Linked DNA regions of Homo sapiens: regions 2, 3, 4 and 5 are each linked to region 1. A link is a contact called in ENCODE Hi-C or POLR2A ChIA-PET data. All regions are on one chromosome and are shown on one strand. The core of a region is the stretch at or near the end of the contact, and the rest is flanking DNA. Distances in the headings are between cores, read along the strand shown.

What was found. Hi-C counts contacts between places; a loop is a spot of excess contacts on that map. ChIA-PET counts read pairs that join two places held with the same protein, here RNA polymerase II (POLR2A). Pooled maps may share reads with other maps.
Region 2: a map of ascending aorta shows a loop between it and region 1 (11-fold over the local background). The contact joins the promoter of MCCC1 here to the promoter of SNHG33 in region 1. A Hi-C loop is called at or near these places in 3 of 168 maps with a recorded cell type or tissue (ascending aorta, dorsolateral prefrontal cortex and naive thymus-derived CD4-positive, alpha-beta T cell) and 13 of 50 pooled maps. POLR2A ChIA-PET finds 5 or more read pairs at or near these places in 1 of 52 experiments (MCF 10A).
Region 3: a pooled map shows a loop between it and region 1 (7-fold over the local background). The contact joins the enhancer-like site here to the promoter of SNHG33 in region 1. A Hi-C loop is called at or near these places in 7 of 50 pooled maps. POLR2A ChIA-PET finds 5 or more read pairs at or near these places in 2 of 52 experiments (OCI-LY7 and Panc1).
Region 4: a loop to region 1 is called in a pooled map, with 3 times the contacts of the local background. The contact joins the enhancer-like site here to the promoter of SNHG33 in region 1. A Hi-C loop is called at or near these places in 5 of 50 pooled maps. POLR2A ChIA-PET finds 5 or more read pairs at or near these places in 3 of 52 experiments (H1, Panc1 and activated CD8-positive, alpha-beta memory T cell).
Region 5: a loop to region 1 is called in a pooled map, with 4 times the contacts of the local background. The contact joins the enhancer-like site here to the promoter of SNHG33 in region 1. A Hi-C loop is called at or near these places in 4 of 50 pooled maps. POLR2A ChIA-PET finds 5 or more read pairs at or near these places in 3 of 52 experiments (MCF 10A, SK-N-SH and naive thymus-derived CD4-positive, alpha-beta T cell).

The regions. Positions count from the first base shown.
Region 1 is chr3:183,444,088-183,449,324 of GRCh38, reverse strand. SNHG33 (small nucleolar RNA host gene 33) reads right to left here and starts at 1,717. Exons shown (of 4, transcript NR_038302.1): 1 at 1,560-1,717. RefSeq lists an enhancer at 1,515-2,050.
Region 2 is chr3:183,097,957-183,102,995 of GRCh38, reverse strand. MCCC1 (methylcrotonyl-CoA carboxylase subunit 1) reads left to right here and starts at 3,500. Exons shown (of 19, transcript NM_020166.5): 1 at 3,500-3,644. The coding sequence starts at 3,556. RefSeq lists an enhancer at 3,435-3,574.
Region 3 is chr3:183,764,831-183,769,955 of GRCh38, reverse strand. All of the region lies in intron 15 of YEATS2 (YEATS domain containing 2), which reads right to left. Among named protein-coding and RNA genes, the nearest start is that of YEATS2-AS1, 43 kb to the left of the region's middle. Within about 2 kb of position 2,760, at least 6 of the 41 ENCODE cell types and tissues checked have a DNase peak (open chromatin) inside an H3K27ac peak, as active enhancers do.
Region 4 is chr3:183,184,244-183,189,487 of GRCh38, reverse strand. All of the region lies in intron 27 of MCF2L2 (MCF.2 cell line derived transforming sequence-like 2), which reads left to right. Among named protein-coding and RNA genes, the nearest start is that of LAMP3, 24 kb to the right of the region's middle. Within about 2 kb of position 3,632, at least 3 of the 41 ENCODE cell types and tissues checked have a DNase peak (open chromatin) inside an H3K27ac peak, as active enhancers do.
Region 5 is chr3:183,120,599-183,125,996 of GRCh38, reverse strand. LAMP3 (lysosomal associated membrane protein 3) reads left to right here. Exons shown (of 6, transcript NM_014398.4): 6 at 1,783-3,782. The coding sequence ends at 1,916. Among named protein-coding and RNA genes, the nearest start is that of MCCC1, 24 kb to the right of the region's middle. Within about 2 kb of position 3,661, at least 2 of the 41 ENCODE cell types and tissues checked have a DNase peak (open chromatin) inside an H3K27ac peak, as active enhancers do.

The sequences.
Region 1 (5,237 bases), core at 468-2,967:
TGCCACTGCTGAATGTAAACAGAGAAAATTGATTTGGAAAAGTTTTAAAATTCAAATTTAAATATGAAAGATCTTCATCCTTTACCCGTGATACGTGCTACAGATATTTTCTCCCAATCCAGTTTTTTTTTTCAGTTGTCTTTTGACTTTATGATGTATTTGCCATGCTATTTGTTTTATGTGGTCAAATTTATCAACTTTTTATTTTATTGCTTATGGTTTTTTGAGTCATAGTTAGAAAGCCTTTTTCTTTTTAGTACTTGTATTGTTTCATTTTTCACATTTAGATCCCTGATCCATTTAGACTTCATTTTTGTTACGCTATAAGGTGTAGATCTAATTTTATCTTTTTCCAAATGGCCAACCAGTTGGCCCAGCTCTGTGTATTACAAAGCCCAACTCTGCTCCAATGATATGTGATAGCACCTTTATCTTTAACTTTCTACCTGCACTTGGGGTTATTTCTGGATTTTCTATTCTATTCTACTTGTCTTTTTATATTATTCACACACTAGTTCCACATCTTAATTATAGAGACTTTGTAACCTCTATAGTCATAAAACCTCTATGACTGCCTTCATAACCTGTATAATACAGTTTTAATTACAGAAACTAAAGACAAACATAACTGTAAACCAATATTGAACTCTGGCTAGTTGGTCTGTTTTTACACAGTGGTATGGGTTAGCAATTTTGAATCTACTTTTTGCACACGATTGAGCAAAAAAGTGAATATCTTGTGGATAAGGAGAGCCAGCTTTCTCACTCTCAGAAAACAGTTACAATTACAGAAAGGGCAAATCTGATTGAACCGTGAGATGCTGCACTGGAACTGAGTTAACAGTATGAAGTCAGCTGTTTTTTAAACATACATGTAGATAGATAGATATAAAACAGATATAGATGTGCCTGGATTGATGCATGTATGGATGTGTGTGGGGAGGGTGTGTGTATACATATAAATATACATGTATATATACGTACATACACACACATATGTACATAAATATGTGTGTTTGCATCTCTCTCTCTCTACATATATATATACATAAAATTTCCTAGCGTTGTCTGCTGAGACAGTCTAGAAGCGATGGCATCCTAGTAGCAACGAACACAACCTACAGCCCAGATACGGCTGTAAAATAGCATTCTCCAAAAAAAGGAACCAGGATTCTTTGGAGAAATGTCTGATTCCAAGGCAGGAGCTAAGTACAAGATGAGCCTGGAACATCTTGTGTCCTTAAACAGAGAATGACGGGGGGACATGTTAAAAGGACACGGGAACCAGAAGTAAGCAAATGAATAAACGGGGGAGAAAGGAAAGCGCTTCCTTACTATAGAAAAAGAGAAAACAGAAAAGCATTCTGTAGCTCGTACCGTGTGGGGGCGGGGGAAGACAGAGGCCTGGCTGCAGAAGGACGCCCTCTGGAAGGGGGACTGGAAGCCGAATCCCCTGACAAGCGGTCGCGGTCCTGTCTTTCCGCTCGAGCTTCGTTCTCCCTTCACCACCCACCCCGCGCCCCCACGCACCGATCCACCGCGGCTTTATGCCTCGTCACCTTGGCAACAGCAGCGGGCTCAGGCAGTGTCGCCACCAGTTTCTTGCACCCGCCAGCAGCACTGACGCTGCAGAGGTTGCCGCCATGTCCCCTCGGACCGGCCGCTTGGTGAAGTGCGGCTGCGTCTCCGTTGTCGTCCACATCACCTCCGTTCGGTGTAAAAGCCTCTTGTCCTCCTCTGGCCACCGTCCAGGTCTGAACCAAGAAATGAGCCAATCCCAGCGAGGCATTCGGGTGGGGGGCGTCACCGTTGAAACCACTCGGCTACAATCTGCCAATCGGGCTCGTGCCCGCGGGGTGTGGTCTCGGCCTCCGGGACCCTGGGGGTCTGCATCTACTCCGGGGTGATGTTGGGGGCTGGGAGGATCTGCTCTGTCCCCAGCCTCCTTAGGCCCTGGGTGTCCCTATCGCCGTTTCCGCCCAAGAACCGCAAGGGCCCACCCTATCGCAGGCTCCAGGGCAAGAAACCCTCCTCTTGACCTTCAATCTTTAGAGAACTGAGGTGAAGAAACGGGGCGGGAGACTGTCGTAGGATACAAAGGAGTGGAGAATAAAACAATGCAAAATTGTATAACATTTTCAAAATGTAAAAAAAAAAAAAAACTGATTAAGAAATCCTCTTAACCATCTCAAAACTGAGATTACTGAATATCTTAAAAATGAAAAAAAAAAGAGCAAGCTCTGCATATTAGTACCTGTGGGATATACCAATACAGTGCTTTTAAAAATTCAAAATAAAAGTAAATTAAATAATTCAGAAAAAATAGCAAGGTAAACCTAAGAAAAGCCGAAAGAAGGAATTCGTAAGAATAAAAGAAGAAAATAAAAAATAGAAATGGAAATGGGAATACTAATAAGAGATTTGAAAAAGGCAACAATAGGGTGGTTGGCTCAAGAAAGAAAGAGGAGCACATCAAAATACAAAATGATAAAGGGGAAATAACCATAGATACAGGAAAACTTAAAAGCATTGCATGATCAGTCAGTTCTACATAATAAATTTGAAAACTTGAATGAAATGGACAAGATTCCAAGAAAATATAATTTACCAAAACATTCCAGAGATAGAAATTCTAAGTAGACCAATTACCATAGAAGAAATAGATGTTGGCCGGGCGCGGTGGCTCACGCCTGTAATCCCAGCACTTTGAGAGGCCGAGGCGGGCAGATCACCCGAGGTCAGGAGTTTGAAACCAGCCTGACCAACATGGAGAAACCCTGTCTCTACTAAAAATACAAAATTAGCCGGGCGTGGTGGCACATGCCTGTAATCCCAGCTACTCGGGAGGCTGAGGCAGAATTGCTTGAACCCGGGAGGCGGAGGTTGCGGTGAGCCGAGATTGTGCCATTGCACTCCAGCCTGGGCAACAAGAGCGAAACTCGGTCTCAAAATAAAGGAAAAAAAGAAATAGATGTTATTAGAGAACTGCATTTCTCCATAGCTGAATCCACAGAAGCACCAGGCCCAAATTATTTCATAGGATAATTCTGTGAAAACTTAAGGAACAGAGAGTTGGTTGCTGTTGATTCTGCCTTAAGCACAGAAAAAAGAGGAAGCATTTCAAATTCTATTCATGAAGTGAGCATAACATTTATACCAAAGTCTCATAAAACACCCATACAGCATATACGTATACATTGACCATAGAAATTCTTACTCATGGCCGGGCGCGGTGGCTCACGCCTGTATCCTAGCACTTTGGGAGGCCAAGGCAGACAGATCACCTGAGGTCAGGAGTTCAAGACTAGCTTGGCCAACATGGTGAAACCCTGTCTCTACTAAAAATACAAAAATTAGCCAGGCTTGGTGGTGTGTGCCTGTAATCTCAGCTACCCAGGAGGCTGAAGCAGGAGAATCGCTGGAACTCGGGAGGTGGAGGCTGCAGTGAGCCAAGATCACACCACTGCACTCCAGCCTGGGAGACAGAGCAAGACTCCATCTCTAAAAAATTAAAAAAAAAAAAATTCATACTCATGAATATTACTGGAAAAATCCTAAATCAAATAAAAATTATAATAAAGTATTTCTATTTTACTAGAAATAGCTGGGTACAGTGGCTTGTGCCTGTAGTCCCAGCTACTTGTGAGGCTGAAGTGGGAGGATCCCTTGAGCCCAGGAGCTCTAGGCCAGCCTGGGCAATGTAGTGAGACCTCCCATCTCTAAACATCGTTATAAAGAAAAAGAAAAATTTGTCATCTCCAAAATGCAAAAAAGGTATTTGTTAAAATTCAACATACATTCTTGATTTTTAAAAAAACTTGTAAAATTCAGCAAATGATATTGACACAACTGGGTAGCCATCTAGAAAAAGTAAAGTTGGATCCCAACTCAAACTCATACCTCACATCAAAATAAATTCCAGATAAAGATTAAATGGAAAAAATGAAGTATAAGTGTACTTCATTAAATCCTCATACATTCTGTAGCACAGGAAATTTTATAAAGCAATACCCAAATGCCGTAAGAGAGAAAATGATACATTCAATTACTTAAAAAAATTTAAAAGCAGCAAAAGTACATAAACTAAAAGTGGCAGACAGCAATCTGGGTGAAAAATTGCAACTCATGTCACAGACGATGGACTAATTTCCCTAATACATGAGAAAGTACCTATAATTCAACAGTATTAGCAGCTCATTAGAAAAATCAACACAATATCAACAGTTCACAGAAAACACCAATACAGAATAAAAGGGCTCAATTTTATTCAAAATAAAAAAATATATTTCATTTTAGAAAATATAAGTTTTAAAATATACTGTAATTGAGGAAGTAGCAGGAAAACAGGCATTATTATACTTTGCTGATGGAAGCAGAAATTGGCAATAATGCTATGAAGAACAGTTTAACAATAAGTACCCAAATTGCAAATTTACAAACCTTTGACCTAGCAATTCTATTTCTAGGAATTTATCTTACAGGTGTACTCCTACATGCTGAAATGACGGGTGACTAAGGAAATTCATTTCTAAATTCATATAGCAAAGATAAGAGAGTTTAAATGCCCATCAGTGCAAAACTGATGAATTATAGGATAGCCATACATACAATGGGTTACTATGCAGTCATTGAAAATAATTGAAATTCTAGAGTTTCTGCATCATGTATACTGATATGGAATTATCTGTAAAATATACTGAAGGATAAAAAAAAGCAAGATACAGAAATGCATATATTATGCTATAAGTTTTATTTAAAAAATCAAAAGGAAACATAGACACGATTACTTACATGTATACACAGGTGTTTCCTCTGGGAAGGAAAATGTGGTGGCTCAGAGAAAGAAGTAGGAGAAATTCCTTTTCATTGTATACTCTTTTGACTCAAATTTTGTACCACATGCATGCTTTAGCTATTGTAATGAACACATCCAAAGAAAAAAATCAGTGAAATTAAAGATATATCAATAAAAACTTCCCAAACTGAAAATAAAAGAATAAAAAAAAGAACGAAAAAAATCGAACAGAATATAGGCACACCTCAGAGATATTACAGGCTTGGCTCCACACCACTGCAACAAAGCAAGTCACACTAAATTTTTGGTTTCCCAGTGCATATAAAATGCTAATGAAGTGAGCACAAGCTGTTGGAAAAATGGTGCCAATAGACTTGCTTGACACAAGGTTGCCGCAAACCTTCAATTTGTAAAAAGCATAATATCTGTGAAGTGCAATAAA
Region 2 (5,039 bases), core at 2,251-4,750, 350 kb after region 1:
ATTCCAGACACAAAACCTCGTCTCTACTAAAAATACAAAAAATGAGCTAGGTGCAGTAGTGGATGCCTGTAATCCTAGCTATTCGGGAGGCTGAGCCATGAGAATCATTTGAACTTGGGAGGTGGAGGTTGCAGTGAGCCGAGATCATGCCATTGCACTCTAGCCTGGGCAACAGAGAGAGACTTCGTCTCAAAAAAAAAAAAAAAAAAAAAAAAAAAAAAAAAAAAAAAAAAAAAACTTTCTCTGCTCTAAGACCTCCCATAATGTCTTCTAGAACTTTTATGCTTTCATCTTTTATATTTAATCTTTCATCTACTTGGAATATTTTGGTGTTAGGTGTAAGAAGTAAGCAGGGATCCAGCTTTTTTTTCCAGAGGGCTAATCACTGGTCCCAATCACTTCTTGAATTACTGAGTTTTAAAATCTAGAATGAAGGTCAGATTTTGTCAATGACCTATTAAGCCTCTGTGAATATAAGTTTTTCTCTTTTAAACTCTTAATATTCATTTTATTAATTGATTTCTTAATAGTGAATCATCCTTATACTTCTGGAATAAACCTTGCTTATTTACAGTGTGTTATTCTTTTCACATGCTACAGGATACTTCAGTTATTTTTTTTGCTTCTTTTTTGGAGACATTCTCTCACTCTGTTACCCAGGCTGGAGTATAGTGGCATGATAAGAGCTCATTGCAGCTTCAAACTCCTGGGCTCAAGTGATCCTGCCTCAGTCTCCCGAGTAGCTGGGACTACAAGTGTGCATCATTACGCCCAGTTTTTTTAAAAAAATGTTTGTGCAGATGCGGGTCTCACTATATTGCCCAGGCTGGTCTCAAACTCCTAGGCTTAAGCAGTTTGGGAGGCCCACCTCAGCCTCCCAAAGTGATGGCGTGTCCGAAATTGGTGGGTTCTTGGTCTCACTGACTTCAAGAATGAAGCTGCACACCCTCGCGGTGAGTGTTACAGCTCTTAAGGCGGCGCGTCTGGAGTCTGTCCCTTCTGATGTTCAGATGTGTTCGGAGTTTCTTCCTTCTGGTGGGTTCGTGGTCTCACTGGCTCAGGAGTGAAGCTGCAGACCTTCGCGGTGAGTGTTACAGCTCTTAAGGCAGCGTGTCCGGAGTTGTTCGTTCCTCCCGGTGGGCTCGTGGTCTCGCTGGGCTCAGGAGTGAAGCTGCAGATCTTCGTGATAAGTGTTACAGCTCATAAAAGCAGCGTGGACCCAAAGAGTGAGCAGTAGCAAGATTTATTGCAAAGAGCGAAAGAACAAAGCTTCCACAGCGTGGAATGGGACCCGAGCAGGTTGCCAATGCTGGTTTGGGCAGCCTGCTTTTATTCTCTTATCTGGCCCCACCCACATCCTGCTGATTGGTAGAGCCCAGTGGCCTGTTTTGTCAGGGTGCTGATTGGTGCGTTTACAATCCCTGAGCTAGATACAAAGGTTCTCCACGTCCCCATCAGATTAGTTAGATACAGAGTTTCGACACACAGGTTCTCCAAGGCCCCACCAGAGCAGCTAGATACAGAGTGTCGATTGGTGCATTCACAAACCTTGAGCTAAACACAGGGTGCTGACTGGTGTATTTACAATCCCTGAGCTAGATATAAAGACTCTCCACGTCCCCACCAGACTCAGGAGCCCAGCTGGCTTCACCTAGTGGATCCCGCACCGGGGCTGCAGGTGGAGCTGCCTGCCAGTCCTGCGCCGCCGTGCGCTCGCATTCCTCAGCTCTTGGGTGGTCGATGGGACTGGGCGCCGTGGAGCAGGGGGTGGCGCTCATCGGGGAGGCTTGGGCCGCACAGGAGCCCATGGAGTGGGTGGGAGGTTCAGGCATGGCGGGCTGCAGGTCCCGAGCCCTGCCCCGTGGGAAGGCAGCCAAGGCCCGGCGAGAAATCGAGCGCAGCGCCGGTGGGCCAGCACTGCTGGGGGACTCAGTACACCCTCCGCAGCCACTGGCCCGGGTGCTAAGTCCCCCATTGCCCGGGGTCAGCAGGGCTGGCTGGCTGTTCCGAGTGCGGGGCCCACCAAGCCCACGCCCACCCGGAACTCCAGCTGGCCCGCAAGTGCCGCACACAGCCCCAGTTCCCGCTCGTGTCTCTCCCTCCACACCTCCCTGCAAGCTGAGGGAGTGGGCTCCGGCCTTGGCCAGCCCAGAAAGGGGCTCCCACAGTGCAGTGGGGGACTGAAGGGCTCCTCAAATGCCACCAAAGTGGGAGCCCAGGCAGGGGAGGTGCCGAGAGCAAGCGAGGGTTCTGAGGACTGCCAGCACGCTGTCACATCTCAATGGGGGGTTACAAGACATGAGCCACAGCACCCAGCGTAGTTAATATTTTATTTAGAATTTTTCCACTGATACTTACATGTGAAATTGGTCTGTCGTGTGTGTGTGCGTGATATCTTTGTTGATTTTGGTATCAAAGTTATGTTTACTTTTTAAAAAGAGTTTGGAAGACTTCCATCTTTTTTGTGCTCTGGGACAGAATTAATAGCATTTGAGTCAATTACTCATTTGTGTGGAATTTTCTTGCAAGACATGGAGGGCTTTTGTAACTTTTAGGGGTGAAGGTGAAGGTGAAAGTGGGCCATGGTGGTAGCAAGGATAGTTCTTTGATAAACTTCTCTATTTTTTCTGTGGTAACGGTTTGCTTAAATTTTGTCTCTTCCAGGATCTATTTTGATAAATTGTATTTTCTTGTAACATCATCCATTTCATCCAGAGTTTTAAGTTCACTTGAAGTTAAGCAAAATTAGCATCTTACAAATCTATAATTTGTTTCCTGTGTCTGTGATTTTCCCCTGCTTGTTTTTTAAATCATGTCAAATGTGCATTTTTCTCTATTTCTGATTAGATAACTATTTTATTTTTTGTGAACCTGTGGGTTTATTAGTCCTTTGACACTGGTTTCCTGAATTCATTTATTTATTCCTTTATCTTCCCTAATTTCTCCCTCCTGCTTTCCTCATGAAGCATCTACATGTAGTGTTTACAGTTTCTTTATTCTCTAGATGTTCCTCAGTTTGCTCTTTGACTTCCTCTTTTTCCCAATAGTCAGTTAGAATACCTGTTTTAAGCTCAGGTGGTTTAAAGATTTTCACTTTAGCTTATTTATTTTTTCATCCCTGAGAGCACTAGAGAATTGTGTATCCTGCTGTCCATCCGCATTTGGCTTCTTCCCCAGGGTTCTTCTCCCAGAAGGTGACGAGAGCGAAGAAACCCCACGGGATGCAGGAAGAAACAGTGACAGGCAACCAAGAGGGGGAGGATGGAGAAAACCCTTGCCTTAGTCAGAGCAGGCCCCAGGGGACGCAGAAACAAAGGCCACACCCCCACGAGCACGTGGCCAGACTGCCCAATCGTCGCTACTGAAGCCGGGCTCTGGTCTTTGATTGGTGTTCGTGGAGACGCCCTCACATTCTTGGATCAGCCCAAAGGTAGGCTCAGGCTCCGACGGTGGCCGGCGGGGGTCACGAGGCTTCGTAGTGGAGGAACGGGTTTGGCGTGTGGGACGCAGCTGCCTCTGTACTGGGGAGTCACGGAGTGGCCGGGCTCCAGGGACATGGCGGCGGCCTCTGCGGTGTCGGTGCTGCTGGTGGCGGCGGAGAGGAACCGGTGGCATCGTCTCCCGAGCCTGCTCCTGCCGCCGAGGTGGGTGGAGGGGCCATGGCTCAGTGGGCAGAGGCGGGAGCGAGGGGTGCACGGACCCGCGTGAGCGGTGGGAGGTGCGGCGGAACCCAGGGTCGGTGTGGGGAGGACGGTAGGAAAACCCCAGGCACTTTCGGAGGGGTTCTGCCGGCAGTCACGGCGTCGGGAGGAAGACATCCCCACCAGCCCTTCCCTTTCTCCCCGCTTCCGCACATCCACGCTTCAGCGCGCCTTTGGCTTCTGTTTTTCCATTTCTGAGGACTGGGCCCGCCATCCTCCAGGCTCCCCTCGCCGTCGCTGCAGCTCGTAGCCGTTTACATCGGGCTTTCGCAGCACCCCTTAGGTGGGAGCGTTGTTATAATCCGGTTCCGGGGAAGCCCAAAGGGATCAACGACTTCCTCAACGAAACACAGCTAGTAAGAAATGGGGCCGGGATGCCCTCAAAGCCATTTTTCAGTTCAGCTGTGCCCCATCAGGTGTCCAGTTCAGAGAAAGACTCCTGGAGTTCCTTCTCATTGTTAGAAGAGTGAAGTTGTCAAGAAGAGCAAATGTACCTTCCACAGAGCTGGGAAATTATTTTGTCAAAAACTCTTGTACCCAAGTTTGAACAACGCTATCAGATGACTCAGTCTAGCTCACCTGACTCCAGCTCTGTTTCAAATTTTGAGCTCTAAGCTTTGGTGGCAATAACTCTGGCAGTGAAAAAACCCTCAGGCTTGTAGATAGCTTTGCTTCTTTGTCTTCTTTTGCTTCATCGTTATCATCCTTCATCATTCTGGAAAGATTGACAGTTTAGTGTTCAAGGGCACAGACTCTGCAGTCAAGGCTGAGGTCTTAGTTAGCTACTCACTAGGTGTGTGACTTTGGGTAAGTTACTTAATATTTCTTCTTTAATTTCCTCACCTTGGAGATGATACGAGTACCTTGGGTTGTGAAAACTAAATGAATTAATTCATGGAATGAGGTTTAAGCACAATCTGGTACATAAGATCAGTCTATAAATGCAAACTCAACCATTTATATGAACGTTTGCTTGCTTTTATTTTCCAGAAATATTGTAGATGCCCTTTTTAGTTACTTAATTGTAGGAGTGCCCCAGAGAAACATAAGAAAGTTGTTGGAAGTTGGCGGGGCGCGGTAGCTCACGCCTGTAATCGCAGCACTTTGGGACGCCGAGGCGGGCAGATCACGAGGTCAGGAGATCGAGACCAACCTGGATAACACGGTGAAACCCCGTCTGTACTAAAAAATACAAAAAATTTAGCCGGGCGTGGTGACACGCGCCTATAGTCCCGCCTGTTAGTCCCAGCTACTCGGGAGGCTGAGGCAGGAGAATGGTGTGAACCCAGGAGGCGGAGCTTGCAGTGAGCTAAGATCACGCCACTGCACTCCAGCCTG
Region 3 (5,125 bases), core at 1,511-4,010, 320 kb before region 1:
CCCAGCACTTTAGGAGGCTGAGGCGGGCGGATCACAAGGTCAAGAGATTGAGACTGTCCTGGCCAACATGGTGAAACCTCATCTCTACTAAAATTACAAGGAATGAGCTGGGCGTGGTGGTGGGCACCCCAGCTACTCGGGAGGCTGAGGCAGCAGAATCGCTTGAACCTGGGAGTCGGAGGTTGCAGTGAGCTGAGATCGTGCCACTGCACTCTAGCCTGGCGACAGAGCAAGACTCTGTCTAAACAATAAATAAATAAAATGAAAACAGTCCCTTAATCAAATATTATAAACTATAGCGTCACAAAGAGGAAACAGTGCAGGTTTCGGTAAGCAGACAGATCTGGTTTTCCAGGTTAGTTATTTTTAGTTAGTAGCTAGGTAAGTTATTTAACCTCTCTTGAGTTTTACCATCAATCCCCTCATCTATAAAATATGGGTAACATTTACCCTCCGAATCATGAAGCAAAATGAGAAAAAGTATATAGGATGCCTAGCTAACATGACAGCTGTTGCTGCTCATCACAACACTTCAACTGAAGAATAATAATCCACAAGGGGATGTGGAGACCAGCAAAGGACAGCCAAAGGACAGACATTTGTGGCTGTCTTCCGCATTCGGCCAAGGCAGAGACCTTGATCTTAACCTCTGGATTCAGCAGGTGAAACAAATTAATCTTGAGTGAATTATACAACATGGGGATCCGCCTGCTACTTTAAAATATTCCAGGGAGATAAATTAAGATGAGTAAAATGCTGGTAATTGTTAAAACTGGGTAATAGGCATGTGGGATTCATCACACTCTTCTCCCTACTTTTCTGTATGTTTAAGGAGAGAAGAAAAGAAGAAACAGAATAAAAGAACCAATTTTAAAAAGCAAGTTAACCTAGAATGAAGACAAGAAATCACCCCCGGCTCTCCTGGTTTGGTTGAAATACCCCTTATTACCCACATCTACATCTCTGTTTTGTTGTTGTTTTTTGAGACGGAGTTTTGCTCTTGTTGCCCAGGCTGGAGTGCGGTGGCACGATCTCAGCTCACCGCAACCTCCGCCTCCTGGGTTCAAGCAATTCTCCTGCCTTTGCCTCCTGAGTAGCTGGGATTATGGGCACACGCCACCACACCTGGCTAATTTTGTATTTTTAGTAGAGACGGGGTTTCTCCATGCTGGTCAGGCTGATCTTGAACTCCCGACCTCAGGCGATCTACCTGTCTCGGCCTCCCAAAGTGCTGAGATTACAGGCACCTGGCCTTCATCTGTGTTCTAACTGCATGAACTTCATTCTGCAGGGGACCTGTAGAGTTTCTGTAGCCACAGAGCAGGGCAGGGTCATCCTCCCAGTGATGTGGAAATACGGAAACCCTTCTTACTGATCAAGAACTTTTCTGTATATTTATGAAAGAAAAAAAAAACCCTTCTTAATGTAGCAAAACTTTTTGGGAGTGTGGCAGAAACTGCTAGTTGAACCCCAATATCTATTATTTCCTTCTCCTCTCATAGTAACAGAGCCCCCAGTTTTCAGCTGGGGCAATGGCCACATGGAATCACAACTCTATTTCCCAGCCCTCCCAGACCTAGGCGTGGCCATTTGCTTTCTGGCTAACGGGATGTGTGCAGAAGTGAGAGCGACTTTCGGGCTCTGTCTGCCCTCAGCTCTCCCTCCCCCTGCTCCCTTCCTCTTGGCAAGAAGCGTGAACGTGGAGGTATGAGATGAAGTGTTTTCTTAGTCCACAAGCCGAAAGCCAAATTTTGAGAATGTCAGAGCAAAAAAAGGAAAGCCAGGGATCTAGATTCTCGATGACTGTATGAGAAATAAACTTACTTAAAGTTCTGGTGTTCAGATTTCTCTGTTGCAGTAGTTGAACTTTTCTCTTAACTAAGATAGCAGTCTTCAAACCTCCCAAACATATCAAATAACCTATTTCACAAGTTAAATTACACAGAATCTACTTTTATGTTCCTAAACAAAGAAAGCAAATAACTTAGGGAAAACAATACACACATTTTTAGACCTACTTCAATTTCTTTCCCCACATTACATGCACCTGACTTGCTTTTCCTTTCTTGTGCCAAGTGCTTCAGAGTTTTCAGGATATGACACGTAATTTCTCCAAGAACCCAGTAAAACCTGGTATCCTGCCGGGCGTGGTGGCTCATGCCTGTAATCCCAGCACTTTGGGAGGCCGAGGTGGGCGGATCATTAGAGGTCAGGAGTTTGAGACCAGCGTGATGAACATGGTAAAACCCCGTCTCTATTAAAAAATAAAAAAAATGGCCGGGCACAATGGCTCACACCTGTAATCCTAGCACTTCAGGAGGCCAAGGCGGGCAGATCACAAGGTCAGAAGTTTGAGACCAGTGTGGCCAACATAGTGAAACCCTGTCTCTACTAAAAATACAAAAAAATTAGCTAGGCATGGTGGTGGGTGCCTGTAATCCCAGCTACTTGGGAGGCTGAGTCAAGAGAATCACTTGAACCCAAGAGGCGGAGGTTGTAGTGAGCCGAGATGGCGCCACTGCTCTCCAGCCTGGGCGACAGTGCAAGACTCCAGCTCAAAAAAAAAAAATTAGCTGGGCGTGGTGGTGTGGGCCTGCGATCCCAGCTAAGGCTGAAGTAGGAGTATAGCTTGAGCCCAGGAGACAGAGGTTGCAGTGAGTCAAGACTGCACCACTGCACTCCAGCCTGGGCAACGGAGCTAGACGCTGTCTCAAAACAGAAACAAAAACCTGGTATCCCAAGTCAGCCACTGGAGGGCAGTCTTTACCAGCAGAGCTTACCCACCTTGTGCACACCGCCTGGGAGATGACTGTCACTACCTCCCTACCTTCCTTCTGGAAAACAGGAGAATGAGGAAATCTGCATTCTGTTGGGAAAAACTCTGCAGCTGATTATGGACACCACTAAGAAGGTGTAAGACCTCTTAAATAAGACTGTATTACCCAAAATTAGTTTGTTATTTTTTTAAAACAACATACTTTGGCCAGGCACAGTGGCTCATGCTTATAACCCCAACACTTTGGGAGGCTGAGGCAGGCAGACTGCTTGAGCCCAGGAGTTCAAGACCAGCCTGGGCAACATAGTGAAAACCAGTCTCTACAAAATACAGAAAACAAAACAAAACAAAAAACCTAATTGGGTGTGGTGGTATCACCTGTAGTCCTGGGAGACTGAGGTGGGATTGCTGGAGCCCAGGGAGGCTGAGACTACAGTGAGTTATGATCATAAAACAAAACAAAACAAAAAAACCCACAAGAGCAACAACCACCAAAAAACCACAACGTATTTCGGCCTAGAGCCTGAACTCACCTACTGACTTTCCTCATTCTCTTCCCATTCAATAATTCTCTCTCTGTTGCTAATTTCCTGCTAGCTTGAGAAAGCAGACACCCATTGTTTTGTATTTGTTATACACTTAACTTCGATTCATGCTTTGATTAAATGTTTCTATTTCTGCCCTCCCTGTTTCCTACACATACCTGTGGCAAGTCAGAATTTACTTCAGCAAACTGAAGGGGAAGAGTCTGTATCTGAGATTTTCCCTCCAGATATTAAAAAATATGGCTGTTTACAAGTTAAGTGCTCACTGATAACCATTACAATGGTACTTAGGCATGGATATGCCTGATACTCACATTAGTTACTATTTACTGAGCACTTGCTCTGTGCTAGGTAGGTCCTTCATATACAATCTCTAATTCTTCTACAACCCTGAAAGACCAGGGCTCAGAACCTGCACAGGTTACACCAGTAATGAGTGGCTGAGATCTGAGATTTGCAACAAGCTCTAACTGCAAAGCTCATGCTCCTTCTACTTTAACACACTGCTTCCTTCCCATATGGAACTACTTATTCCTCAGTTGTCCCTTTTCATGTCAAAGGCAGCACCTCTTCCCACTTTGAGGAAAAAGATCAGCTGTGTTTCTGTTGTCCCAAAGTTGTATGGAGGGTAAAACAGTGCCATTTTTTGCCACCCTCCTGTTTCCTGGCATATCTTTTTTTTTTTTTTTAGACAGAGTCTTGCTCTATCTCCCAGGCTGGAGTACAGTGGCGTCATCTCAGTTCACTGCAACCTTGACCTCCCAGGTTCAAACAATTCTCCTGCCTCAGCCTCCCAAGTAGCTGGGATTACAGGTGCACACCACCATGTCTGGCTAATTTTTGTATTTTTAGTAGAGACAGGGTTTCACCATGTTGGCCAGGCTGGTCTCGAACTCCTGACCTCAGGTGATCTGCCCACCTCAGCCTCCTAAAGTGCTGGAATTACAAGCATGAACCACACACCCAGCCTGTTCTCTGGCATAGTTTCTAGGAATGCACTTCAGCAATAACCAGGAACAGTCTGTACTCACAGACAGCTCCTTATCTCAACTGCTAATCATGGATTCCATTTCCTGGGTAAACAGTGGTATCATCTCACGCACTACTGCTTCTCTGCAGTTCCTTCACACTTTGCTGTGGTTTTTCTTTTCAGATGCCCTTAAACCATATTTAGGGCATTGTGGCACAGACCCACCTATCTCCTCCAACCTTACATTTACCATTAAGTAGGTGGCCATGTGACAAGTCAGTACAGTTGTTCAGCATCACTGGAGGAGTGGATTGGCAATATGCAAAGCGGCAAAAAATGGAAACGAACTTATCCAAGAGCTTCTAACATAAACAGCAATGCTAAGTTGATTCAAAGCAGAAATCAGTAAAGCCACATATCCCTATGTGAAGCAAAACAGATTTTGAGGTACATATACGACAAGCCTGAGTAGGAAGTTCAGATGACAATAACTGATTTACTAAGGGATTTTGGCAGAATTCTTACCCCTGAAGCCAGAACCACAGTGGGAGCACTAGTAAGCAGTTGGGGATGCCTGTCTTAGTCATTCTGGCTACGAATGCCTCAAAGTCAAATGAGATGCTGTAGCACCATGATTCCTAAATCTGCTGCCTAAGTAGATGAATCAGCAGAAACACTTATTAAAAACCCAGATTCCCAGGGATCTCAAGAAGAATCCGATGCAGTAAGTTTGAGATGGTGGCCTAGGTAGCTATCAGCAGATGATTCTTATAACCAGGTAAGTCTGAGAAAGTCGTTAATAAACTTAACAGATTTTAGAACCACCGATAACAC
Region 4 (5,244 bases), core at 2,383-4,882, 260 kb after region 1:
CCCTAAGACTATGCGGAAGCCTCAGATGAGGCATACAAGGCAATGTTTGCCCTTTCCAAGATCTGTCCCCACCTCCCTTCCTGAACCCTTTCAGAATAATAACTAGGATCAAATGACAACATGACCTGACTGGAGAAGGGGCACACAGGCCTGTGGGGGTTAACTCAAAATGTGAGAGTCTTTGAACTGTGCTTTAATGCCCCCTAAAGAAGGTGCATAGCAGAAGTCCAGTTAGTGCACTTCCTCTTAGGCACCCCAGTGCCTGCACCATGGGCTCGGAAATGGAGAAGCCTTGGTAGCAGAATTGAACCCAGCAGTGCTCGGCCCCAGCAGTGAGGGCTCCATGTCTTCAAGACTGCTCTAGCTGCTACCACTTTTAAATGTCCGACATGCCAGCAGAGGTCAGTGCTGAGCCCCCAGTTTGGTACTGTCCCTTGAGAAGACAAGTTGATTTTACCAGACCCCTTCAGGTTAGAAAGTACAGTGTGTGATCAATCATAAGCGTTGCTTTTTTTTTTTGCGATAGAGTTTCACACTTGTCGCTCAGGCTGGAGTGCAACGGCACCATCAGGGATCACTGCAACCTCCACCTCCTGGGTGCAAGTGATTCTCCTGCCTCAGCCTTCCGAGTAGCTGGGATTACAGGCTCATGCCACACCCAGCTAATTTTTGAATTTTTAGTAGAGGAGACAGGGTTTCACCATGTTGACCAGGCTGGTCTTGAACTCCTGACCTCTAGTGATCCATCCCCCTCTGCCTCCCAGAGTGCTGGGATCACAGGCATGAGCCAGCGCGCCAGGCTGTATAACACTGCTTTGATCAGGGGACTCAGTATGGCAAAAGAGAATCAGCCATAGACGTGATCACAGGACAGAGTCTTACCACTGCATTCAGAAGCTGGTGCCTGACAGAGTAGTGGGACAGCCTCTTGAGAGTGAGGCGGGGCAGCAGTTTGGACATGGCACTGCGGGGATGGAGTGCTGTCCCTCAGGATGCAGCATACAACTGAACCAATGGCTGTATTATGGTGAAGTGCCCCCAAGAGGCAGAGTATATGAATCTGGGAGCCAAGAAGTCAAATGAGTTGTGACCTTGCCCATCATGACTCTAGTGATGAACACGGGGACATTGTTTTCTCCCCATGTCTCCAACTTTAACCTCAGTGGGTCTCAACAAGGGAGATGCTTCCACTAGGGAACACAGCAAGAATCCTACTTAACTCAATCTGTGGCTGCCACCTGCCACTGCAGTTGGTCCTTGGCTGTGCTTTGTCATCATTCCCTCCTACTCATTCTAGACATCCCTCTCCCCATCAGGCACTTCTACTGGTGGCATGTATAGTGGGGGTCCTAGACTCTTATCAGGCTATGGTTCTTGGACTTGGCCATCATAGTTACAGCTGGGCATGGGAGTATTGCGAGATGTCCTAGTGGATCACCTGAGCATCAGACATGTCCCTCTCGGCCTTTGTTAAGCAGCAGCCCTACCTCCTCACCACGACTAGGACCCGTTTCTCCTTCCACTATGGTAACTGCTCTCTTTGCCTGCTGGTCTATTGACATGAGGAGAAAGGGAAAGGATTCCACGTGCCAGCTGGGATGGGGTCTGGGTAGGGGAAGGGAAGAAGGTAAGATTCAGTAAGGACCTACACAACTTCCAGATGGGACAGTCAGCAGACAGGTGGGTGTGCTGTTTACTGGCAGCTTACAGTAAAAATAAAGGGCTGGGCGCGGTGGCTCACGCCTGTAATCCCAGCACTTTGGGAGGCCGAGGCGGGAGGATCAGGAGGTCAAGAGATTGAGACCATCTTGGCCAACATGGTGAAACCCCGTCTCTACTAAAAATACAAAAATTGGCTGGGCGTGGTGGCGCATGCCTGTCGTCCCAGCTACTCGGGAGGCTGAGGCAGGAGAATCACTTGGACTCAGGAAGCGGAGGTTGCAGTGAGCTGAGATGATGCCACTGCACTCCAGCCTGGAAACAGAGCAAGACTCCATCCAAAAATAAAAAAATAATAAAATAATAAAAAAAATAAAGGTTATAAGCTAAGACTGTTTTACTGACTTGGATGGTGCTGAAAATTTTTAATTCTGAATTCACTTTGCCTCTGATTTGCAAAGTTCTGGCCATGTGAAAGACATAAAAATGAGAATAACTGTTGTACCTCAGAGCTAACAGAGGAAGAACCTGTCTGCCAGCCTTACTACAGGTCCCTCGTCGGGTACCTCAGGGTCTCCAAGGGGGCCTAGGAGCTATCCGGTATAGCACGTCATGGTTGTTTCTTTGCCAATTTTTGTGGCATTTCCTTTTGGGCCTAGATAATTTAGTTACTTTCATTATCTTTTTTTTTGTGTTATTCAAACTTATTGGGGCACTCTAGTATTTCAATGAAGAAAATAAGTTCTAGCAAACAGCCCTCTCTGGAGAGATGGTGGGTTATTTTACATATCTGACCAATTGGTTTTAACTATTTTAAGTTTCCTTTTCTGATTATTAAAGGAGTACACATGTAGAATGTCAGGAATTTAGAAAATACAGGAAAGTACAAATAAAAATACAAATCCAACATAACCAGATATAATCACCATTAATATCTTCTTGCAGACGTTGTCTATAGAAATGCATGATTTGGTCAGTTGTGGTGGCTCATGCCTGTAATCCCAACACTTTGGGAAGCCAAAGCAGGAGGATCACTTGATATCCAGGAGCTTGAGACCAGCCTGGGCAATATCGCAAGACCCCATCTCCACAAAAACTTTTGAGACGGAGTTTCACTCTTGTTGCCCAGGCTGGAGTGCAATGGCACGAACTTGGCTCACTGCAACCTCCACCTCCCAGGTTCAATTGATTCTCCTGCTTCAGTCTCCCGAGTAGCTGGGATTACAGGTGCCCACCACCACACCTCGCTAATTTTTGTGTTTTTAGTAGAGACGGCAGTTTCACCATTGTGGCCAGGCTGGTCTCAAACTCCTGACCTCAGGTGATCCGCTTGCCTCGGCCTCCCAAAGTGCTGAGATTTACAGGCATGAGCCACTGCACTGGACCTACAAAAAATTTTTTTTAAAAATTAGCTGGGCATGGTGGTGGGTGTCTGTAATCCTAGCTATTTGGCAGGCCAAGGTGAAAGGATTGCTTGAGCTCAGGAGGTTGAGGCTGCCGTAAGCCATGATTGTACCACCGCACCTCTCCTGGGCAAGAGTAAGGCCCCATTGCAAAACAAAGATATGCATGATTTTTTTTAAATGGAGCCATACTAAAATTGGGGTGACCTTATATTTTAATCTTATTGGAAATTTTCCATTAAAATTCTGATGAAATGGGCAAGGCTTTGACTGAACCAAACTAGACGTATTGGCTTGCCCTTCCCTCCTGCCACTCATCTTTGGGCTTATTCCAATCCAGAACATTTGAGGGCAGCTGGTGGCTGAGCTGGGAGGTAAAGCTAGGTTATAAAGTTTCTTTGACCTACAGCCCCTCCCTCCCCCAAGCTTCCAGCAGCTCTGAAAGTCTAAGACAGCCAGCTCAGACTGCCTTAGGAGCTGGCAGGGACTTTGACAACAGAAATGCACGGGAAAAAAAAAATGTGCCCTGAGAATGTCAACATGTGGAATCTGAAAGCAATTAATTAGATGTTCTCAAGAATGATTCACTTCCTCTTAGCCAAAGATAGGCTTGCAAATGAAATAGACGTTTCAGCTATAGACCAGCCTAAGATATCCACGTTTATACTCTGGGCCACCAAGCAAAATATTGTAACCGAGCCTAGTACCCCTGGAAACATTTTGGAACTCTCTCCTGTTGGGAGCTCTGGAGAGCTACTGGGATGGATCAGACAGAATGTGACACCATGTATTAAATCCTAGAAGACAGAGAGGGGAAATTGGTTAGCAGCACACACAACACAATGATGAAGGGCTCAAACTCAGGTCTCAAAGACCCAGCCTCAAGTGCAGCTCCATCTCTTTGGATGGATTCTATAGCCTGTCTGTGCTTAAGTTCTTTTTATCATTCATTTTACAAAATGGAGATAATACTGTACAGTCTTGCCATGAGGATTAAATGAGATGAAGCCCTTAGGCTTGCGCCTAGATCTCTGAAAGCATGGAATTGTTAGCAGTTAGTTACCCCCTGGTTCTTCCAAGTGAAAGGAAGGAAAGCCCAGGGGGTTTAGGCATTGCTTTTAAGCAGCTCACCACTTCCCACCCCCAAGTGAAAATGATATCCTTTAGTTCATGTGATAGAGATGGTCCTTAAAAAGTTGTGCATAATTGGCCAAGCGCGGTGGCTTACGCCTGTAATCCCAGCACTTTGGAAGGCCAAGGTGGGCGGATCACGTGGTCAGGAGATCGAGACCATCCTGGCCAACATGGTGAAACCCTGTCTCTACTGATATTACAAAAAAATTAGCTGGGCATGGTGGCATGCGCCTGTAGTCCCCAGCTACTCAGGAGGCTGAGGCAGGAGAATCACTTGAACCCGGGAGGCGGAGGTTGCAGTGAGCCGAGATCGTGTCACTGCACTCCAGCCTGGCAATAGAGCGAGACTCCGTCTCAAAAAAAAAAAAGAAAAAGAAAAAAAAAGTTGTGCATTGAGAAAAATCTAGTTTGAAAGACAATAAAAATAGAATTTGCCCATTTAATATCTATGGATTGAGAGCTACCGCTGAACCAGCAGGATCTACAATGGTCTCTTTGTGCCATCCACTGGACAGTAAGGGAAACACCATGATTTTGTCTTCAAAGTCTATAATTTACCAAAAATATGTATGCTGGTGAGAATAATTTCAGCTCATTACTAGGTTCACTTGTTAATAAATTTCATTCCATTTGTTTAAGCAAAATAAAAAAGCTTAGAATTCTAAGCACTAAATGTGAACACTAGATTTCCTAAACCATTCAGCTTATCTGATATGCACCAGAAAGATTGTCGACTAAGGGTTTCAAAAGAGAATACTCTCACCAGTCCTTATCTGCAGGAATTCTCATCGCCCACCTTTCCCATTCTTGTCCTTCTCCACCAATACTCCTTATGCTTATCTGATACATAGACTGAGAGTGCCCCAGAGACTCAGGGTGTATCTGCTCCAACACACCACTAGATCTTGGCTGGGACAAAAGTCGTTCCATTCATTTTCCAAGAATACAACTATCACTTAGAATTTTGCTATAATCAGCTGGGCATGGTGGCTCACGCCTGTAATCTCACACTTTGGGAGGCCAAGGCAGGTGGATCACCTGAGATCAA
Region 5 (5,398 bases), core at 2,412-4,911, 330 kb after region 1:
CAAAGTTCTTTTTTCGTTTAAGAAATATAGGCCAAGTGTGGTGGCTCACGCCTGTAATCCCAGCACTTTGGGAAGTCAAGGATTGCTTCAGCCCAGGAGTTTGAAACCAGCCTGGGCCACATAGCAAGACCCCATCTGTAAAAAATAAAAAATTGGCCCAGCATGGTAGCACACACCCCTAGTCCCAAGAGGATGAGGTGGGAGGATGGCTTGAAGTCAGGAGTTCCAGGCTGCAAAAAAAGAGAAACATATATAAGTAACAAAGTTTCATGTACTCCAAAAGGTCTTATCATGGAAAGCAACATTTCTCTGTCCCTCTGCCTCCCTGCCCCAAGATACAAGATACTTTTAACTAATTTTAACAATTTCTTCTGATTGCTATCTCCATAACTCTAAAAAATAAAAGCTTATCATGATAGTTCCTAATTGATCCATTTTAGACTTCCTGCTATAGCACATAAAGATTTGTGGTTACACAACTATTTTTGGGTAAATCAGTAAGGTATTAAGGCACACATTATTATAGTTTTATAAATATTGTCTGCTGTCAAGCCAAATCGTGTACTACAATCACAGTTTCTTTCTTGTCCAAATTTTCTTTTTCCTGGAATCTTTAATTAATTGCCACTCTGTCTTCTCTGACCTCTTCTGATACTTTTTTTCTCAGATCTCAGGTACACTGAATTGGGTTGATGGTGATCCTTGGTTCAGGACATAATTTCAGTGTTAGTTCGTACAATGACCTCACACATGTATCTTTTTAGCTATAATGACTAAGACATGGTTCTTCATTTATTTGCTCTTTTCTCCCAGTCTCTTCATTAGAGTATTCTATCAACTTCCCCTTTTACCCCAGACCCCTCCGTCTTTCCTCGGTTGAGATTTATTAGTCTCTGACCCAATCAATTACATTAAATGAATTGAGTAAGCGTTTTCTAATGGTATAAAGAAAAAACAGTCTTGATAAGTTTGTAAACTCTCACTTTTAAGCTCTCATAAATAATTTGGTCTGTTTTCTAATATTAGCTAAAAGTAATACAATAGAACCTTAGGAGTGACAAAAATGTTTTATAAAGTGGATAAAAATCATGTTTCTCAAGAGATCATCTGTAATCTGGTCACTGGTCACACAAATGTTTTTTGTTTGTTTGTTTGTTTGTTTTTGAGATGGAGTTTCGCTCTTGTTGCCCAGGCTGGAGTGCAATGGTGTGATCTCGGCTCACCGCAACCTCTGCCTCCCGGGTTCAAGCAATTCTCCTGCCTCAGCCTCCCGAGTAGCTGGGATTACAGGCATGTGCCACCACGCCCGGCTAATTTTGTATTCTTAGTAGAGATGGGGTTTCTCCATGTTGGTCAGGCTGGTCTCAAACTCACGACATCAGATGATCCGCCCGCCTCGGCCTCCCAAAGTGCTGGGATTACAGGCGTGAGCCACTGTGCCCGGCTGGTCTCTTTTATGTAAGCATATCCCACTTAGCAGGGAGTATGCCTGGAGTGACTTCTTACTCAGTTCAGGAAATAAGGATTATGATTATTGAATGTTAATTACTAAGAAAATATGGTTATTTAATCTTCTGACAGTCTTACATATTATTTGCTTACTTTATAAATTAGGAAATTGCAAGGGTAAATTACCTGCCCAAGGTCACAAAGCTAGTTAATGGTGGAGTTAAAAGTCAAGCTTTGTTTGATGCCAAAGCTCATCTTCTTTCCCCTCTAGCCTGCTTTCTGGACTGCATCACCAAACCTTACCCACTGTATTGTATTTGTTTTCTCTCTTAGTGGATGAGTGCTCGTCTGACTACACAATTGTGCTTCCTGTGATTGGGGCCATCGTGGTTGGTCTCTGCCTTATGGGTATGGGTGTCTATAAAATCCGCCTAAGGTGTCAATCATCTGGATACCAGAGAATCTAATTGTTGCCCGGGGGGAATGAAAATAATGGAATTTAGAGAACTCTTTCATCCCTTCCAGGATGGATGTTGGGAAATTCCCTCAGAGTGTGGGTCCTTCAAACAATGTAAACCACCATCTTCTATTCAAATGAAGTGAGTCATGTGTGATTTAAGTTCAGGCAGCACATCAATTTCTAAATACTTTTTGTTTATTTTATGAAAGATATAGTGAGCTGTTTATTTTCTAGTTTCCTTTAGAATATTTTAGCCACTCAAAGTCAACATTTGAGATATGTTGAATTAACATAATATATGTAAAGTAGAATAAGCCTTCAAATTATAAACCAAGGGTCAATTGTAACTAATACTACTGTGTGTGCATTGAAGATTTTATTTTACCCTTGATCTTAACAAAGCCTTTGCTTTGTTATCAAATGGACTTTCAGTGCTTTTACTATCTGTGTTTTATGGTTTCATGTAACATACATATTCCTGGTGTAGCACTTAACTCCTTTTCCACTTTAAATTTGTTTTTGTTTTTTGAGACGGAGTTTCACTCTTGTCACCCAGGCTGGAGTACAGTGGCACGATCTCGGCTTATGGCAACCTCCGCCTCCCGGGTTCAAGTGATTCTCCTGCTTCAGCTTCCCGAGTAGCTGGGATTACAGGCACACACTACCACGCCTGGCTAATTTTTGTATTTTTATTATAGACGGGGTTTCACCATGTTGGCCAGACTGGTCTTGAACTCTTGACCTCAGGTGATCCACCCACCTCAGCCTCCCAAAGTGCTGGGATTACAGGCATGAGCCATTGCGCCCGGCCTTAAATGTTTTTTTTAATCATCAAAAAGAACAACATATCTCAGGTTGTCTAAGTGTTTTTATGTAAAACCAACAAAAAGAACAAATCAGCTTATATTTTTTATCTTGATGACTCCTGCTCCAGAATCGCTAGACTAAGAATTAGGTGGCTACAGATGGTAGAACTAAACAATAAGCAAGAGACAATAATAATGGCCCTTAATTATTAACAAAGTGCCAGAGTCTAGGCTAAGCACTTTATCTATATCTCATTTCATTCTCACAACTTATAGGTGAATGAGTAAACTGAGACTTAAGGGAACTGAATCACTTAAATGTCACCTGGCTAACTGATGGCAGAGCCAGAGCTTGAATTCATGTTGGTCTGACATCAAGGTCTTTGGTCTTCTCCCTACACCAAGTTACCTACAAGAACAATGACACCACACTCTGCCTGAAGGCTCACACCTCATACCAGCATACGCTCACCTTACAGGGAAATGGGTTTATCCAGGATCATGAGACATTAGGGTAGATGAAAGGAGAGCTTTGCAGATAACAAAATAGCCTATCCTTAATAAATCCTCCACTCTCTGGAAGGAGACTGAGGGGCTTTGTAAAACATTAGTCAGTTGCTCATTTTTATGGGATTGCTTAGCTGGGCTGTAAAGATGAAGGCATCAAATAAACTCAAAGTATTTTTAAATTTTTTTGATAATAGAGAAACTTCGCTAACCAACTGTTCTTTCTTGAGTGTATAGCCCCATCTTGTGGTAACTTGCTGCTTCTGCACTTCATATCCATATTTCCTATTGTTCACTTTATTCTGTAGAGCAGCCTGCCAAGAATTTTATTTCTGCTGTTTTTTTTGCTGCTAAAGAAAGGAACTAAGTCAGGATGTTAACAGAAAAGTCCACATAACCCTAGAATTCTTAGTCAAGGAATAATTCAAGTCAGCCTAGAGACCATGTTGACTTTCCTCATGTGTTTCCTTATGACTCAGTAAGTTGGCAAGGTCCTGACTTTAGTCTTAATAAAACATTGAATTGTAGTAAAGGTTTTTGTAATAAAAACTTACTTTGGAGATTTGTGCATGTCATTTATTTTTTATGATTCATTTTTGTGCTGTATAAATTTTGTTTACAATCATCTTAGGTTTTTGCTCCGATCAATAAGTTAAATCATCTTTCTATAATTTGTTTCATTCTATTCTCCATTGCCACATTATCACTTGGTAGGAATTCCTGAGAAGATAAACCACATTAAAGTTACATATGAAATGTCTCAACTCTTAGCTTAGACTGACTGCATTACTAGTTTGCTTAAATGTCGCCACGTTTGTTCATTCATTCATTTGATCAGCATTGATAAGGATTTGCTAAATGCCAGATACTCTTGTAGGAGCTGAGATAAATAAGAGGTCCTATATTAGTTACCCATAGTGATCTGAGAGAAAGAGAGAGAGGGCTGGGAGCGGTGGCTGACACCTGTAATCCCAGCACTTTGGGAGGCCGAGGCAGTCAGGTCACGAGGTCAGGAGTTTGAGACCAACCTGGCCAATATGGTGAAACTCCGTCTCTACTAAAAGTACAAACAAATTAGCTGGGCATGGTGGTGTGCACCTGTAGTCCCAGCTACTCGGGAGGCTGAGGCAGAAGAATCGCTTGATCCCGGGAGACAGAGGTTGCAGTGAGCCGAGATCATGCCACTGCACTCCAGCCTGGGCGACAGAGCGAGACTCCATCTCAAAAAAAAAGAGAGAGAGAGAGACTGACCAAGATGAAAGCCGTCATATTTTTATAACCTAATCACAGAAGAAACATACTATCGCATGTCTGTTTATGGTTCACACAAACCATCTCTGGTACACTGTGGAAGGGGACTACACAAGGGCTCGAATATCAGATTTTAGTCCATTCTGTGCCATTATCACAGAATACCACAGATTTTTTGATAACTTACAAGCAATAGAAGTTGATTTGGTCATGGTTCTGGAGCCTGGGAAGTCCAAGATGGAAGGGCCAAATCTGATGTGCATCTTCTTGCTGCCTTGTAACATGGTAAAAGGCATCACATGGTGCGAGGACACAGAAGAGAGAGCAAGAGGGGGCCCCACACTTGTAATAATAGCATTAATCCATCCACGAGGGCAGAGCCATCATGACCCCACTGCCTCTTAAAGGTCCCGCTTCTCAACACTGTTGCATTGTAGATTAAGTTTCCAACATATGGTTTGGGGGACACCTTCCAACCACAGCGCCGGGAGAGGGAGGAACCCCTGGAGGCAGCGTGGATGCTGCCTACCTCAGGTGCCTACTGTCAAGGTGAACATTGTGGAATTCGTGGTTTACTTTTTGGAGGGAACTTCAGTAAATAAATTCCAGTATATATACTAAGATAAGTGGATTAATAGGAACATATACAAGGGATGATGAGAGCAAGGCCCTTTCCAGCCTGCTTCCAACCCTGCCCCAGGTGTAGCACCTCCTCAGGAGCACAGCCTCCCAATCCCTGGTGATGAAGGTCCATTGACCACAGGGTCTGGTGTTGACCCATTGGTCTACAGCACTGACGTCACGGCTTCACCTTCCTAAAAGAAAGTAGCCAGGATGGCTCCAGCCCCTACCCAATCTGCCCCACCTTTGTTCTTCTCACACTTTTCTTGCTTTGTAAGGTCCTAGATCCCCCCTCTGGACTCCT